Regions from separate parts of the Mus musculus genome. Here region 2 is linked to region 1. Evidence: chromatin loops called from intact Hi-C (ENCODE). Cell type or tissue: heart. All regions are shown on one strand.

The links. Peaks named below come from ENCODE experiments on the same cell type or tissue, not always from the same donor. Only the 100,000 strongest peaks of a DNase experiment are listed, where the experiment ranks them.
Region 2: a loop joins it to region 1, with 4 times the contacts of the local background. A loop is called at or near these places in 9 of 42 quality-filtered maps.

The regions. Positions count from the first base shown.
Region 1 is chr2:157,601,336-157,609,335 of GRCm38, reverse strand. No RefSeq gene overlaps it. Among named protein-coding and RNA genes, the nearest start is that of Platr27, 8.0 kb to the right of the region's middle. In heart, a CTCF peak has its summit at 4,124 (motif pointing left); a DNase peak (open chromatin) is centred at 7,555; H3K27ac peaks cover 517 bases; H3K27me3 peaks cover 3,075 bases.
Region 2 is chr2:157,985,961-157,993,960 of GRCm38, reverse strand. Tti1 (TELO2 interacting protein 1) reads left to right here. Exons shown (of 8, transcript NM_029282.2): 6 at 403-607; 7 at 906-993. It overlaps Gm34402 (a long non-coding RNA gene), which reads left to right and starts at 1,004. Exons shown (of 2, transcript XR_375175.1): 1 at 1,004-1,819; 2 at 4,030-7,820. In heart, a CTCF peak has its summit at 3,806 (motif pointing right); no DNase peak of the experiment used is centred here; H3K27ac peaks cover 425 bases.

The DNA.
Region 1 (8,000 bases):
AGCCTTACCCACCGCGATCGGCCAGAAAGCTTTCTTGACTCTCCAGGGCTCACCGGGGCTCAAGATTGTTCACTTACAGAAATTTTAGATTTTGTAATCATACATCAAGCATCCCGGCCTGAAGAGGCTCACATTTAGGTTCAAGAGAGACTGAGTGAACTAATGTCCTTCCTAACATCATTCACACCGTACTGACAAACCCTGGTGGAAGATCTGTGCCTGAGTCTGCACAGGGCTTGCACTTGGCTGGGTATGGCAGGCCTGCCTGCTGTTTTCTTTGGAGCAGGAACTAATCTCTGCCCTTCCAAGTGAGGAGATGAAATTTTGGTGTAAGCCGGGCAGTGGTGGCGCATCATCTTTAACCCCAGCACTTGGGAGGCAGAGGCAGGCAGATTTCTGAGTTTGAGGCCAGCCTGGTCTACAGAGTGATTCCAGGACAGCCAGGGCTACACAGAGAAACCCTGTCTCAGAAAAGGAAAAAAAAAAAGTATTTGGTGTGCATCCAAACTGATGATGTAGACTGTGTCTTTTAACCCTGGAATGAACTCACCCTAAGAGGCACCTAGGAAGCAAGGCCATGTGCCAACACTTTCCACAGGCACGAAGGGTCCGGAACTGCTTGCTCTCTCCCTCTCCCCAGCCATTCAGAAGTTCTCTATAATCACCAGAAATTAGAATCACAGACGTGTGAGACCAGAGGGGACGCCACAGCCGGCTCCCATCAATTGTTGAACTTCTCGCTAGCATCCTCATTCCCTTGACCTGTTTGAATTCCTTCAGTGTCCAGAGCTTGTCTCTAAGCAAGACCCTTCCCAAAGCTCGACTCTGAACGCCTCTAATCATGCTGGTGGACAGAGCAAATCTTCCTTTGCCCCTGATCATAAACAGACAGCTACAAGGCGCCTCTCCGGTATACACTGGAGACACAAAAGAAGTCACACCCTGCCAGGGACCCCGAAGAGTCAGCAGTGAGATAAAAGAATTCTCTGCCCATTCAGAGGATTCCCCTACTCCTCAGAGATGCCCCCAAAGTGGCAGGTAATGTCAGAAACGCCTCTGAAATGTCCAGATCTCTCAGGGTGTAGGACAAGGTCCTACCAAGACAAAGCACCACTCAGGAAGAATCCTCAAACTGTCTGCAGCCTCCCTCACTCCCACAGCAGGCCCCTCCCCCAGACGAACCCAGACAAGCCTGAAGGCTGAGGGAGGTCTGACTTGGAACCCCACCCCACCCCCACTCCCCCACCCCCAGTCCATCACTAGGGCTGGACTCCACAGTCTGCACTCAGCTCCCACTTTCTCAAAGCTATAGGAGGCTCCGCGCAGTCCCAGGCCGCTGGAGGGGGTGGACAGCTGGGCTGGGTGATGGGTGGTTTTAATATTTAAACACAGCTTCCTGCTGTACAGCCACAGGCGAAGGCAGCTGTGTTCTTTTTCTTCTCCTTCTCTGCTTCCTTCCTTCTTCTTCTTCTTCTTCTTCTTTTTTTTTTCTTTTTTTTAATCTTTAATGTCTCCCGCCAGGCGCTGGTGGGGAGGCGTCAGTCCTGCACCATATATCAAAGGATTGCCACAGCTGGAGGGATATTTGGAGCATTCCCAGACAATCCATTGTGTATAAATATATAGATATATATATATAGGTTTCATTATCCCCTTCAGGGCTGCCAGAGAATATATTCTTTTAATATGTATAATATATTTGAGCTGCTATGCGACTCAAGGGAGGAGGGAAGGGCTGCCATTGACATTTCCCAGGCATTTCCAGGGAGAGAGAGAGAGAGAGAGAGAGAGAGAGAGAGAGAGAGAGAGAGAGAGCTGACTTTGGGAAGGGGATCTCAGAATCATGTTGTAGGGTTTTAAATGTAACCCCAGCCTCGTGCCCAGGCCCCACTTGGGTGTTTTCTTGGTCCTCTAAAGAGATGTGTGTGATCTTTTTGAGTAGCTGTGGTTTCCTGCTATTCAGAGGTGATCTGCTGTACGGTAGATTTGAGCAGCATCTTCTGTGACCATCACAGTGAATACCAGTGGAAGTTTAAGGGCATGTGCTTGCTACCTGACCTTGGGCGGGCTGCACATACCGTACCCTCTGAAGCCCAGTGCTCCATCTATAGGTGGAGCCAGCAGGATGAGTAGTGAGCTCAGATAGGGACAGCCCCAGAGTGGAAGGAGATGGCTCAGCCAGGTTCGCTTGCACTAAAGGAGATGGGACCTGAAGGAGGAGTCCCACAAAGCTCGAAGAAAGAGAATGTCCCACAGGCCTCTCCAGCCTGCCCAGGCAAAGGGTGTCTAGGCCATGTGAAACCCATGCAGGCTAGGTCACTGGCTACAGACTTCCCGTGGCCGCTTTCCTAGGTGCACAAGAATCATGTTGTTCTCTGTGTGGAGGATAATTTAGAAATGAGGTCAAAAGATAAAGATGCTTCGTTGTACTGGCATTCCCCGCCACTGCCTCAGCCCTCACCTGGGTCTGGAAGAGGAGGTCAAAGGTCACCAGAGTGCTCTGGTGCAGGGGTTTTCCAAGAGTTGGTGCAGCTGAGAAGTTCTCAGCCTCATCTGGACTCAAGGATGAGGTCTGCCATGCAACCAGTGTGATCTGAGGCCAGGCTGAGATCTGGAGCCCAATACTTGCCTGTAGAACTTCAACTCACTCACCCACTCACGACTCCCATCTCCCACACTGACCCCCACCCCAGAGCAGGGCAAAGGAGGAGGGGTGGAGTCCAAGATTCTGTTCTGGTTTGCCTTCTGCCTACAGTTCATGCAAGCCTCCCCCATCCCCCACCACACACACACACACACACACCTTGGTCAAAGGTGCCTCTGTCCACCAGCCAGCACCCTTGCCTGTCTCCTCCCTCTCAACCCTGCTGTAACGTCCACCCATAGACCCCCTGAATTATGCCATCAGTTTCCTAGGGACTTCGGGCTCCCAACAGATCCCACCCAGCACCACAGACGCTTTCAGGAGAACGACTCTGATCTTTCCTTTTCTGTGTCGCTCCTGCTTGCCTGGCCTCGATGTGGCTAGGCCGCATCTCCCAGCTCATGGCTTAAACGCTGCATCGTTAGCCTTTCTCCACTTAATCAATCAATGAATCAGCTGGTTTTTAAAAAGAAATTTATTCTTTTAAAAAAATGATTATACATACATATTCAAGTACACTGTTGCAGTCCTCAGACACCAGAAGAAGGCATCAGATCCCATTACAGATGGTTGTGAGTCACCATGTGGTTGCTGGAAATTGAACTCAGAACCTCTAGAAGAGCAGTCGGTGCTCTTAACTGCTGAGCCACCTCTCCAGTCCCCCAATCGATTAATTTTTAAGACAGGATGTTTTTTATGTAACCGAGGCTAGCCTCAAACTTGCTATTTTTCAGTCTTAGCCTCTCACAAACTAGGATTGCAGATGTGCATGGCCTTGCCTAGTTCCCATTGTGGCTTCTATCATTACTATCTGTAACTGGTGCTCACTAGTTAGACCATCTCTCCCACCCCTGGAAAGGCAGACCCTGAGACAAAGCCTGGCTTCCCTGTTTCCTGCCTTGTGCCTAGCAAGCAGCAGAAGGCCTGGCCCACAGTGGGGGCTGGAAGAGTAGGGGGAGAGCACCTGATTGCACAGCACATCCTGAGAGATCCAACCTTGGACTCAGATGGCTGTCTCACTGTCCAGATACACAAAATCTGGGAATGGGCAAGACCTCTGGCTGTGCCCAGCCACCTCTGAAGTCTCGGGGTTGAGAAAGGATGTTAGAGAGGCAGGAAGGGAGCAGGAGGTATCTGTTTCCCAAGATGCCTGTGTTACAGAACATGGAGAGGAGGGGGCATGAACGGTGGCTCACACACTTCCTTAGCAGCTTCAGATCTCTGAAGGGAGAGGGGTCATTAAATCCAAGCCCTTGCTTATGAGTGGCTCTAGGCAGCCCAGTTAGGGAAAAGCACTCCCTACTTTCTCCACGTGTGCACCCATGAAGTCTAAAGAGAGGTTTTGTGTTATGGAACTGGGATTTAAAAGATTAAGTAGTCTCCTTCCACAATCTCACTTTATTTTTCAGAGCAGAGGGGATGCGATAGCCTCAGCCGGTCTGAGCGTGGTCTCTCCGCGGAGCGTTGGCGCCCCCTGGTGGAGAGCGGTGAACACGCAGCCAGACTCTTCACCTGCCTGAGACCCGACTTGACAGGGGGCGCAAGTTCTAATCACTGTCCGGAAAGTCCTTTGCGGAGAAATTCACAGACAGGTAAACACCCACCGCCCCAAAGGTGCAGACCACTCAAGTATAGGGGAGCTGCCACGATGCCAGCTCCCCTATACTTGAGCAGATGGCATTTACAAAGTAAAATGCTACTGTTGGTAGAAATGCAGATAGGGCTTTGTGTACCTAGTTCCCCTGGGGTAGGAGGATGTAGATGGGGCCAGGCTTCCCCAGGGACAAGCAAGGAGGCAGGGGCACCACCCATCTCAGCATCTCACCAGCCCTCACTCAGGCTGTGGTTTCAGGCCTCTTCTGGGTGCTCTCCCGCCCTCGGGGACTTTGGCCTGTAGGGGAGAAAGAAGAATACCAGGATCCAGTGTCCTGGTGCAAGCCCTTAGATTTGACATTAGGGTTGCTAGCTTTTCACGGTATAGACAGTGCCTTGTGCTTGCTGAGCAGTTCTTATGGGCAGAGCAGGTCCAGCCCTAGCCCTGACCTCCATGGAATTATGGTCAAAAGGAGAAAGAAACTAAAAGCTGGCTAGCTAAAATGTAATTTCTGCAACTCCTATAGGCAGAGGCAGGGGAATCCCTGGAGCAAGCTGGCTAAGTTGACTAGGTGGAATTAGCAAGCTCTGGGCTCAGCTAGAGAGTCTGCCTCAATAAATAGAGAAGAGACTAAGGAAGGAAGAAGACACCTGATGTCAACTTCGAGCTTACACACACACACACACACACACACACACACACACACACACACGTGCACGGGGCAGGGGAATAAGCAATTACACAGATAAAGCAAGGCTAGTCAATAACCCATCAATTGCTACTAACATGGGAAAGGAATAAAACCACATACCCCTATGCGGGTGGCACCAGTATGCCTTGTCCCAGAATCTCACGTTGAATTTAATCCTCATGGTACTCCATTAAGAGGTGGGACCATCACAAGGTGGCTGGGGCTCCACCCCCACTGTGTAGATAGACTTATTTGTGAGATTGGAGTTTGAAGGAATTAATAGTTTCTCAGAAGAGTGGGCTTGCTGTAAGAACCAGTGTGGCCGATTCTGCCACCTGCTTCCTGTATCTTACCTGTGCCACACCAGAACTCTGTCAACAAAGCCATCTGCAGAGCTATTCTTTGCTCCTTGGGCCAGAGCCATGAGCTAGGACAAACCTTTCTGTCATAGCTCATTACCTGCAAGTGTTGGGGTGGGGGGGAGAGGAAGAGAGAGGAGGAGAGGGAGAGAGAGTATGTGCTAATGTTTTCATTTGTGAGTTTATGTGTCTTAGTTAGGGGTCTATTGCTGTGATAAAACACCATGACCAAAAAGCAGCTTGGGGAGGAAAGGGTTTATTTCAGCTTACAACTCCAAGGGAAGTCAGGGTAGGACCCTGGAGGCAGGGCTGATGCAGAGGCAATGGGGAATATTTTTTACTGGCTTGCTCACCCATGGCTTGCTCAGCCTGCTTTCTTATAGCACCCAGAACCACCTCCCAAGGGTGACATTGCCCCCGTGAGCTGGGCCCTCAGGACTAAGGATTCATCAATCAAGAAAAAACATCACAAAAAAAAAAAAAAAGAAAAAAAGAAAGAAAATACATCACAGACCTGCCCAGGGGCCTGTCAAGTGGGGTTATTTTCTCAGTTGAAGTTCCCTCTTCCAAAGAGAAGCTAGCTTGTGTCAAGTTGACTTAAAAGTAGCCAGTACAACATGAGGGAGTGCACTGCCATTCCCACAAGCTCCTGGGACTCACTGAGAGACCCTGCCTCAGTGAAGAAGGTAAAAGAGCAATGGGAGATAATTCACAAAATCAACCAACCTCAGGCTTCCACATCAGCGGTTCTCCGCCTTCCTAATGCCAGGGCATTTAATACAGTCCCTCATGCTGTGGCGAACCCCACCCCACCCCCACCCCCACCCCCACCCCCCACCCCCTCCAACCATAAAGCTATTTTGTTGTTACTTCATAAGTATAATTTTGCAACTGTTGCGAATCACAATGTAAATATCTGATATTTGATCCCAAAGGGGTCAAGACCCACAGGCAGAGAGCCACTGTTGCACATGCATGCCCACCTAGAGGGAGAGGGAGTTGAGAGTCTCATGAGCCCAGGTTGCAGCTGAAGTTGACTGTGAACTCCCCATACCCCTGTTTCTGCTTCCTGGTGGCTGGGATTGCTGGTGAGCACCACTGCATGCTACTGCTTTGGGTTTCTCTAGTCTATTCCTCTCCTGTGGGGTGGGGGGGTGGGGGGGTGGGGGGTCGGGGGTGGGTTGCTAGGGATGGAACCCAGAACCTCACACACCAGGCAATCCCTTTGCCTCTGCTCTGAGCAGGATGCCTGTCCATTCCATGTCTACCCCTCTGCCAGCACAGCACTGACTAGGTTTCCATAGCTATCAATTCAAGTTATTCCCCCACTTTGTTCTCCTGGGCTTTATGATCTGGGGGCTTGTGCCTTTCTACATAGACATTAAAATAGGTTGGTTGGTTTGTTTTTTATGCCTATGGAAAGCTTTTCTGGGATTTTTATGGGAATTGCACTAAAAATGTAGATCATCTGGGGAGAACTGCCATTTTCCTATGTTAATTCGGATCCAGGAGCACAGTCAGCCACTTAAAACCTCTCTGATTCTGCCCTTCAGTATTTTGTAATTTTCTAAGTACACTCTCTGCAGGTGTGTGAGTCTCTCTCTCTTTGGAAACATTGTGTATGGTATTGTTTTCATTCGAGGCTCCATATGGTCGCTTTGTTAGAAACAAATCAAAGTTCCTGAGTCTTAAGAGATTGATTCCCAGGAGGTTCCATTTCCCTAGAAAATGGGCGGCTGTGGCAGAGCATCTCCCTCCCTGCCGGAAAGAGAGACAGACACCTCTTCAAAATTGTAACTTTCCTTGAATCCATCCGAGAACTGAGGTCACATGGCCACCAGGCAGATCAGATTCTGAAGGGCGACCACCTGCTTGAAGAAACATTCAGGACCCACTGCAGGGTCCGTTGAAGCTGCTCTAGGAACAAGCCACCCTGTGGGAGCCTGAAATCTGTGGAGTAACTTGGTATACACCCTCCCACACACACATTCACACTCTTATACACACTCAACACACATATCTGCTTTCTCCATACATACTCATATATACATACACATATTTTGCCACATACATGTATATTCTTACATTTACATACATACACACGTCACATCACATCACATGAAATGACCTGAGACTTCCAGGGGTCACAACTAGACTAGTGGGTCTTCCAAGGCTCAACACAGTGACTGAGGCAGACAGCATCTCATATGCTGCTCCCACTTAACACTGCAGCTGGAGAGACTCAAAACTCAGCCCGCCTGCCCTGGGCTCGCCCTGGGTGGGGATGGGGCATGACAGAGTACAGGCAGTTTCAGACAACTCTTATCTCAGGACATCCTGCCCAGTAGACATTCTTGTCATTCTTGACAAGTACAGCAGGAAAAACATGAGATTGGCTTCATCCAAGGCCACCCAGGGAGCCCTTCTCCCATAAATGCCTTGAACCCAGTTGCTTTCCAGAATCGTCTATTCTATAGCTCAAAAGCAAGACATTCTTGGAAGGAGGACAAGAATGCCTTAGGCCCCGCAACTTCTGGAGAAATGCAGACACAAGCGTGGTGTGGTCTTGGAGGGAGGAAGGAGGTCTTATTCCATGGAAGGGACCCGCTACTGAAGAAGCATTTGTCTTGCAGGGTATCAGGTCGCTGAATCACCCATGTGACAATGTTGCAAAGTGGGGCCTTTGGAAGGTGACCAAAGTCTTCATGTAAC
Region 2 (8,000 bases), 380 kb before region 1:
CCGGTCTTCTCAGGGGGTCTTAGGGAGATTCTAGAGATGATCTCGATCTACACGAACGAACGGCTTTAGGTTCTCGGTCTTCCTCCCTGCCCCTCCCTCCCTCCCTCCAAAAAGGAGAGGAAATCAAGGTATTAATCATATTATTCATCCAACCAAAGCTCCCTCAGAATTACTCTCTATGTAATTTGTATTTATGGATAGAAGCATCTATGCCTTGGAAGCAGAGACCTCTGAATTCATAACTGTCAGAATCACAAACCATGGGCAAGGAATTAATGGCAGTAATTCTTTTTTTTTTTTTTTCTAAGTAGAGACCTAGATAGAATTGAATTACCAAGCATGTTCCAGCCCTCTTGCTGCTTTAGCAGTGTGCAGTCACCAGGTTGGGAACTGTTTCTGCAGGTTTTACAGACACTTGGAAGCAGATGTGGCGATTTTCTCCGGAGTCGGTTCTGTAAAGATGTCCTGCCAAAACTGACCAGCTCCTTAATCACCCAGGCCCCCATCAGTGCCAGGGCTGGACCAGTTTATTCTCATACACTGGCCTTCAAGCTACAGCTGGCTGTCTTGCAGGGCCTGGGCCCCCTCTGTGAAAATCTGGACTTGGGTAGGTACCACGTGGTCTCCCAGCCCCAGAACTTGCACGTGACTCGATGCCCCTTCTTTGCATCCTCTGACTGGAGCTTGTGTCCCTCACCTCCCTTCTTGGACACCTACCTCCCTCATTCTGCCCTAGCCCCCTACCTGGCCTTTTACTTTATAGAGTATTCCTGGTTTGCTGGAAAGTATAAAGAATTTTAAGGGCCTTGCATGGCTAATCTTAGGTCCCTAGACAGTGATTGGTTATTGCTTGTCCCAAATGCAGTCTGAGAGCCTGAGGCTTGTTTTGTTTTTCTACCCTGCAGGTGAGGGTGACCTGAATAAAGTGGCTGATGCCTGCGTGATTTACCTCAGTACCAAACAGCCCGTGAAATTACAAGAGGCTGCCAGGAGGTAAGTCTGCTTCATCACCTGCATCTCTTTACGTCTGTTCTAAATTATAGATGATTTGCTAATAGTGGGCAGAGTTGAGGCAATTTCTGCTCCCTTTTCTCTCTCCTTGCCAGGTTAAGATGATTTCTTTAGCTGTGCCAACTCCAAGGATGGTATTTTGACTAGGTGCTTTCTCTTTGCAGGAGACCTTTTTCTGTGCTGCAATGTCAGCAACAATTCTAGAGGGACACAAAGCAGAAAGGTTGGGTGCTGGAGGGAACCCAAACCCTCCTGCCTGGAGGGCTTCCAACTCTCTACTCTGTACCTTGTGATCAGTGACCCAACACCTTACTACGTCTCTGCTCCCTCATAGCAAAGCCGAAGGAAAGCGCTAGGTGTGCTGTGACTATCTCTACACAAAGTCTTATATGGTAGAAGACTGTGCAAAACTGGGTGTGGTGCAGGCAGATGCATGCCTGTGTCCGGACCCTATACCACTCAGCTGCTTCTGGCAATAAGCTGACCCGAAGAACAACTTTCGAGACCTTTGGAATCCAAAATTACATGAACCTAATTTCCCAGCGTTTGGGCTATGCCTGTTAGAGAATAGCAGTACCTCTGATGCAGGCTATTTTGGTTCCTCAAGGTCTAAGTGATTTTTTGTACAAGTCAAAACTAAGCACAACAGTGTCCTCACCTTGAGACCCAGAGTGCGTCCTGGCCTCCTCTGCCCAGCCCTCCTGCCTACTGGGAACAGGCTGTGCTGTGCAGCGACCTGCCTCTGGACATCTGCTGCCAGGGCCGCCTGGGCTGCCAGCTTCCTCTGGGCAGAGCCCCTTCTCCCCAGGTAACTGGAGTTAGTGCTGATCATCCTTGCTGGGGTGGGAGTCAGATGACTCCTCCAGTCCACTCAAGGAGCTGGGAATGCCGCTCTGACTGTGGAATAGGAGAGTGGCCTGCTCCCTTATAAACCTTGCACTCCCTACAAGTGAGGGGAATATCTTTTGGAATTGATTTATTGTCTTTGCAATTCTTTGCTTCTGATTTCCTTGGTAGCTTTATTTCCTTCTGTCCCTTTCCTGTCGAATCTCTTATACCCAGAATCAATCATGGTTTCTGGAGCTAAGGGAGCTCCGTATCCACCGGCACCCCTGTTTCTTAAAGAGCCGGCATGAGGTGAGAGTGCTCATCCCGGGGCCCAGCCAAAGCTGCTGCACTGTGACGTAAGGTGGTGCCTTTGTCTTATAAAAATCTGATGTTTTTTTTAAGCCAGACAGTGGCGTACACCTTTAATCCCAGCACTTGGGAGGCAGAGGCAGGCAGATTTCTGAGTTTGAGGACAGCCTGGTCTACAGAGTGAGTTCCAGGACAGCCAGGGCTACACAGAGAAACCCTGTCTCGAAAAAACAAAAAAAACAAAACAAAAAAAATCTGATGTTTATGCTTCCCATCCCGGTCTGCTTTTCCTACATTCACTGCATCCCATCTTTCACGTTTAGAGCCGTCAAATAAGGTGATATTCATAATACATTTATCTCTTCACTTCTCATTCTTTTTTGCCACTGAAAGCAATTAAACCCGGAATCAGACCTTGCTGAATCTTAAGCTGGTGCTCGAGGTGCCTGGAGGAGGGGGATGCAGCTAGACCACTTGGCTGCAGCTGCCTCTGCTTGCTTCCGCACCTTCTCTTGCAGCAGAGGTTGGGTTGAGTCAGATGGCCGTCTCTGCCTCCTGGGAGGGAGAGGAAGTACAAGGCTGATTGCTTCACCCACAGCTCATCTGCAGACTTCTGCTGAAGGGGGTGAGGGAGGGGAGAATTAGTGCCGTGCTTGATCAGGAGCTGATTTGGCATCGTGACTCAAAATTAATGAGCTTTCTAAATAGGAGGAGCCACCCAAGGCAGTAGACAGGCCTGGTGTCCTCAGCCACACACCATTGGAGAGAGTGGCCAGGTGGGGCTGACTGTACTGAAGCAGTCATGGTGGTCCTGAGGAGAGAGTAAGATGGAGGCCCTATCCTCAGCTGGTTCATCCTTGTTCTCTTTCCTTAATCCCTGTGTCCCTTCCTAAGATAACGCCTGTCTGCCCACTTGGAAAACTCACTGTTCCTCTCCTACTCAAGTTCCAATGTAGTCAGGGCACCGTAACCCATGACCTGAGCCACCACAGGAGCCTCTTCCTCTGCCCCTCAGTGTTCACCACATAATAGTCAGAGTAACACAACACACACTGTCATGGGAGAAGGAAAAACTGCTGTGTTTAAGGAGCTTGTAGCAGGTTTTATAAAAAGACAGACCTCAGTTTCGACTCCAGAAGTAACAGGGTAAGTCAGAACGGCCCCACCCTGCTCCTCTGTCTGCCAGAGAGCTAGTGAGGGTGCTTGGAAGGCCAGGGACTGCTCTGAGTGCCCTGCCTTCTACAGGGCGGCAAGCAGCATGCCTGGGAGTAGGTGTTTCTGTGGGTCTCAGAGCCATCGTGGAGTGGAGTACCAAGGTGGCAACTGATGAAGAGTTCTTTCATCCACATCACAGCTGGGTTTTCCTTCCTTCCTCTTGTTTGCTTTCCCTGGCTTCAAAGAATGACCAAGCCTCTGTTTGCTATTTTAATTTGTCATATTAAATATAGCCTTCGTGGCAGGCTTTTACATCTAGGTTGTAAACTCTGGAAATGGAAATTGATCAGGGGATGGTTGATATAACCAAGGCTGTAAATGCTAAGAGTGGAGATGCCATTCCAGTTTAATGCTTTTATCTGGCAAATGTGCCTTGTAAGGAGGGGCATAAATCTTTTGACTTGGGGGAGTGGTGGGGGCAGGAAATAGCCTTGCTGCTTATTACCACCAGGTGTCACTGTTAACTGTGATGGGGGTGGGGAGCTCCTTCAGGTCCCATGCAGTTAAGTAACTTTAATGGATGACAGATAAGTAAATCATATTTAAGGGCATGGGAAGAGTAGCCAACAAACCAGGAAAGGTCAGTGTCAGTAAGAGGAAGCCCTGGGTTAGCCCGGCCCCACCTACGCAGAAGCAGAAGCAAACTTAACTGATTTACCTTCCCAGGCAGCCCAGAAGCCTCCAGGATGTCTCCCAGCATGCAGTTCTGTGCCCTTTTGACCACTGGAACTTTGCAATTTCATACTGAAAAGAATTCCAGAGGAAAGCAACCCCCTGCCCTCCGCTCACCACCCCATCCCAATTTCAGTTTTCCTTTGAGTCCGTGTACTCAGTGTGCCAATCTCCTCCTAGCCTCTGAGGCTCTCTGTCCTGCAATGAGGTCTTATATCATATGCACCTTCACTCTGGACCAAAAGCAAATAAAACTAGGCAATATCTTCTGGTAAAAACATGAAGCCTGTGCCCAGTGAGTTTCATGACAGGCAGAGCTCCCAGGCTGCTTGGTCTCTGCCAACCCCAGACCCTAGTTAGGGATGCTGGCATACCTTTCACAGTGCTAGTGTTGATGCTGTTATTCCCTAGTCCTGGGTGGGAGGTGGAAGGGCAGTATGGTGTTCATTCCTCCTTCACCACTTGATGGTGATGCCCCCTCACAGGGTCTTTGTACAGATGAGTTCTTTTTATGTAGTCAGAAAGTCAACTCTGAAAATTGTGCAATGATCTCTGCATGCCAAGGACTGTCTGGGTACTGAAAAAGGAGGAAAGAAGACAGGAGGCCTCTGCCCTCATGTTACATGTGTATATACACTGACCAAATGTATGTGTGCTGGGCATGTCACGTGCATACATCTGGATGCATCCTTCCTTCTAAATCTACTTGTCACTAACATCTGAAGTGAGCTTTCTTCTCAGAGGAGTCTTTTTTATGTTAATTGGGGCACCTCACCCCTCCTGCATTTGTGGAGGAAGTCAGGAGCAGGTTCATTTATCAACTGACTTCCCTGTTCAGTTTCTAGCAGTAGGATCCCAGCCCATCAAAGAACCAGCCGGTGCCTTCAAACCCTGGACAATGCAGACTAGCATAGGCTCCTCATTTCATCCCTGCCAGAGCCCGACTCCTCTCTACGCCACACACAGACCTGTCTGTTTGAACAGATCAGGAGCCACAGGGGTGAACCACTAGTTAGGCTAGCTCAAAATGAATACCTGGTCTCCTGAATGGGGATGAGGGGCAGCTCATTTGAAGCCTGCCTACAAAGCCGTTTCCCCTGGACTGCACCGGCATGGAAATGAGGGCACTCCTCATATTTTTCCTTTTGACATTTGATTAATAGTTGACAAATCCAGACCCAAGTAGTTAGCTTTCCTATTATCCATCTTTGACAGCCACTGCTGCTTTTCTTTTCAAGGCCCATTGTTCTAAAAATACACTCAGATCTGAAGCTGTTCTCTGTGCACACAGAGGCGTGATTTTATGGTGTCAGAGATAAGAGACATCTGCCATGCAGATTACAAACAAAGCAGGTTACTGGTTTTCTGAAATGAAGGCAGGGATATCGCACTACTGAAACCATGTGTTGCCTGTACTTCCCTGATGCTGTGGTATGTCATGAGATTGCTAACCTGCTTGTTTGCCATTATGTGTGATGCTTGCCTGTATATGTGCATGCAGTGGCCAAGTACCAAGATCACAGGCATGTGCCATCATACCCCACAGAAATACATTTCTAAGAGTTGTTATGTTGCCCATCAATGGGAGCTGCTGGCCTAGTGCCAAAGCATGGGTCATAGAAAAAAAATAATTTGAGTAGGAGAGGGCAAGTCACATAGATTATCACAAAAAATATCATCTTTCTGGTAGGGGCAGGAAATACTGCACGTGGCCTCTGAATATGCCAGCAAGTGCTCAGATCAGCTTTGAAGCCAGTGGACAGCAGCACTGTCATGGGACCTTAGCCTGGAGATGGAAGAGCCAGCCAGATGGAAGGGGCTGCATTTAAAACCCACCCAGTAGGACTTAAACCCTGCCTGGTTCTGACTTCCTTTTGAATTGTCTCTAACAGATTGGACCTCTCCATGTCAGACCCTTTTAAATATGCATGAAGTATTCTACTGCATTTGTGATACTTTAGGGGTATGATTAGCATCATACGCTGCTACTAGTGTTTATGGTTTTAAATCCTGTCCTCACTGCATTTAAATATTTTTAATAGGAGTCTCTGAGTGTGCGTGTTGGAGGTCGATCTATGGATGAATGGTTTTGAACAGGTAAATATAGTTAGGTCTAACAAGTAAGTGTAGCTGCAAAGGTAATTGGTAGCATGTATTTGGAGAGTAAATTGTTGCTTCCAGTCATAATCCCCCCATCCCCAGCATTTAGAAACAAAAAAACAGCTCTGGTGCAGAGGAATATAGCAAAATTGAATAGCAGGAAAGGACAGGCTTGAAATACTGGTTAACCAATGAACCAAGACCCATTAGAGTAAATTACTGAGTATGGGAACATAGCCCCATTGCTGGCTGGCTGGGACAATTCGATGCCCTGGCATCCATTTGTTTAAAAGGCAGCGCTCAGCCTCATTTGCAGTATTGGCATGCTCAGAGTAATGGAAGAAGAGATGGCCAGAGAAAGAGGAGTATGGAGGCTGTTCTGCCAGAGAGGGAACAGCGGCCTGCTTTCCAGTAAGTAGGTTTGCTTTTTGGTAACCTTTGTGCAGGCCCATGTGGAAAGAGTATGTAACATGCTACTAAGGAGATATCCCAAAGCTACTTCCTTAGACATCTCAAATAAACAAACAGATCACAGAGCCACACGTTCTTTACCTCTGACATTTGCCCTGACAACTCCTGAGAGCATTTTATAGATCCAGAAAAAGAAAGGGAACATCAGATCCTTCAAACAATTAATTGACAAGAGAAAGAATAGCCTGTCACTAGGAGAGCTGGGAGCCCTGCACCTCAGCTACAGTTTAGTTAGCTATGCTGGACCCTGATTGGCTGACTGATTTCTGGAGTCTAGTTTAAGCAGATGTTGTCTAGACAGATGCTGGAGGCATGCTCTATTGCTGTGACCAGGTACTTCTTTTAGGTTTTGCTACTGTGGATGGGGCTAGATAATCCAGTGCCTGTGCTGTAGATCTGTGGTGGCCTGTAGAAGCCAGGCAGCATGTTACAACTGTCCATCTGCCCCTGGAGTCATTATTGGCCATGTGTTCTCCTTAGGAACCTGTCCCTGGCTGCATCCACAGAGGGCCTCTGGGATGGCCTAGCCATACTCCACCTTACCCAGCAGATGAGACCCTGAAACCACAGCCTTCCTCTGCCACCTTTGCAGCATCCCAGAGACCTAGCACAGTATCTGGGCTGATAGGATACTTGCAAATGTCTCAGCCACAAAGATAAGGCCCTGCCATTCACACACTTCCTGCCTCCCTAGGCCACCATACCCCGGGTGGCTCACTGGAGAACCACAGTGCTGATCCTGAAGGGATGCTTTTCTTCTGTTGGTTTGGCCTCTGGAGTTTATTAGGTACTTACTGATACCGTCAACTGTAGATAGGGCTGAAGTGCAGGGAAATGGCTGCCTGCATGAAGTAAAATTCAATAAAACCGCATTTTAAGTGAAAAATCAGTATAAACACCAGGCTTCTTTGCCATGGAAACAGAGGTTGCTTAGAAACTGCCTAACGGCGAGTTCTAAATTTTTTAAAGTCAAGTTATCATTTAAGCTACACAGCCCTACAGGTTATTGAGAGATAATCACCTGCCTCGGGACATGTGGAGGCATGAGGCACAGCTGAGTGCCTCCTGCGCTCTGAGGACCAGGTAATCTCTTGATAACTGTGCTCCCTGGAGCCACCAATTTGGGCCTGAGGGAAGGAGAAAGGAGTTTCATTTAGGAGTTAAATAGTGTATGTATATTTTTCAGAAATTGTTTCTCTATGGGTTTGAAAAAATGGTGAAACTGGCCATTTGGCGTGTTCAACACCGTCCTTCGCTGCCATGTCTGAAGATAGACTGGGGACTCAGTCCAAGCAGTTGCCTTGGTCACTCAAAGCAGAGGGCTTGCCTTTGTCTTCTGGCTTGACTTTGTAGAAAGACTGGGTGGGAAGTGGCCCCAGAGCTGGGGGTCAAAG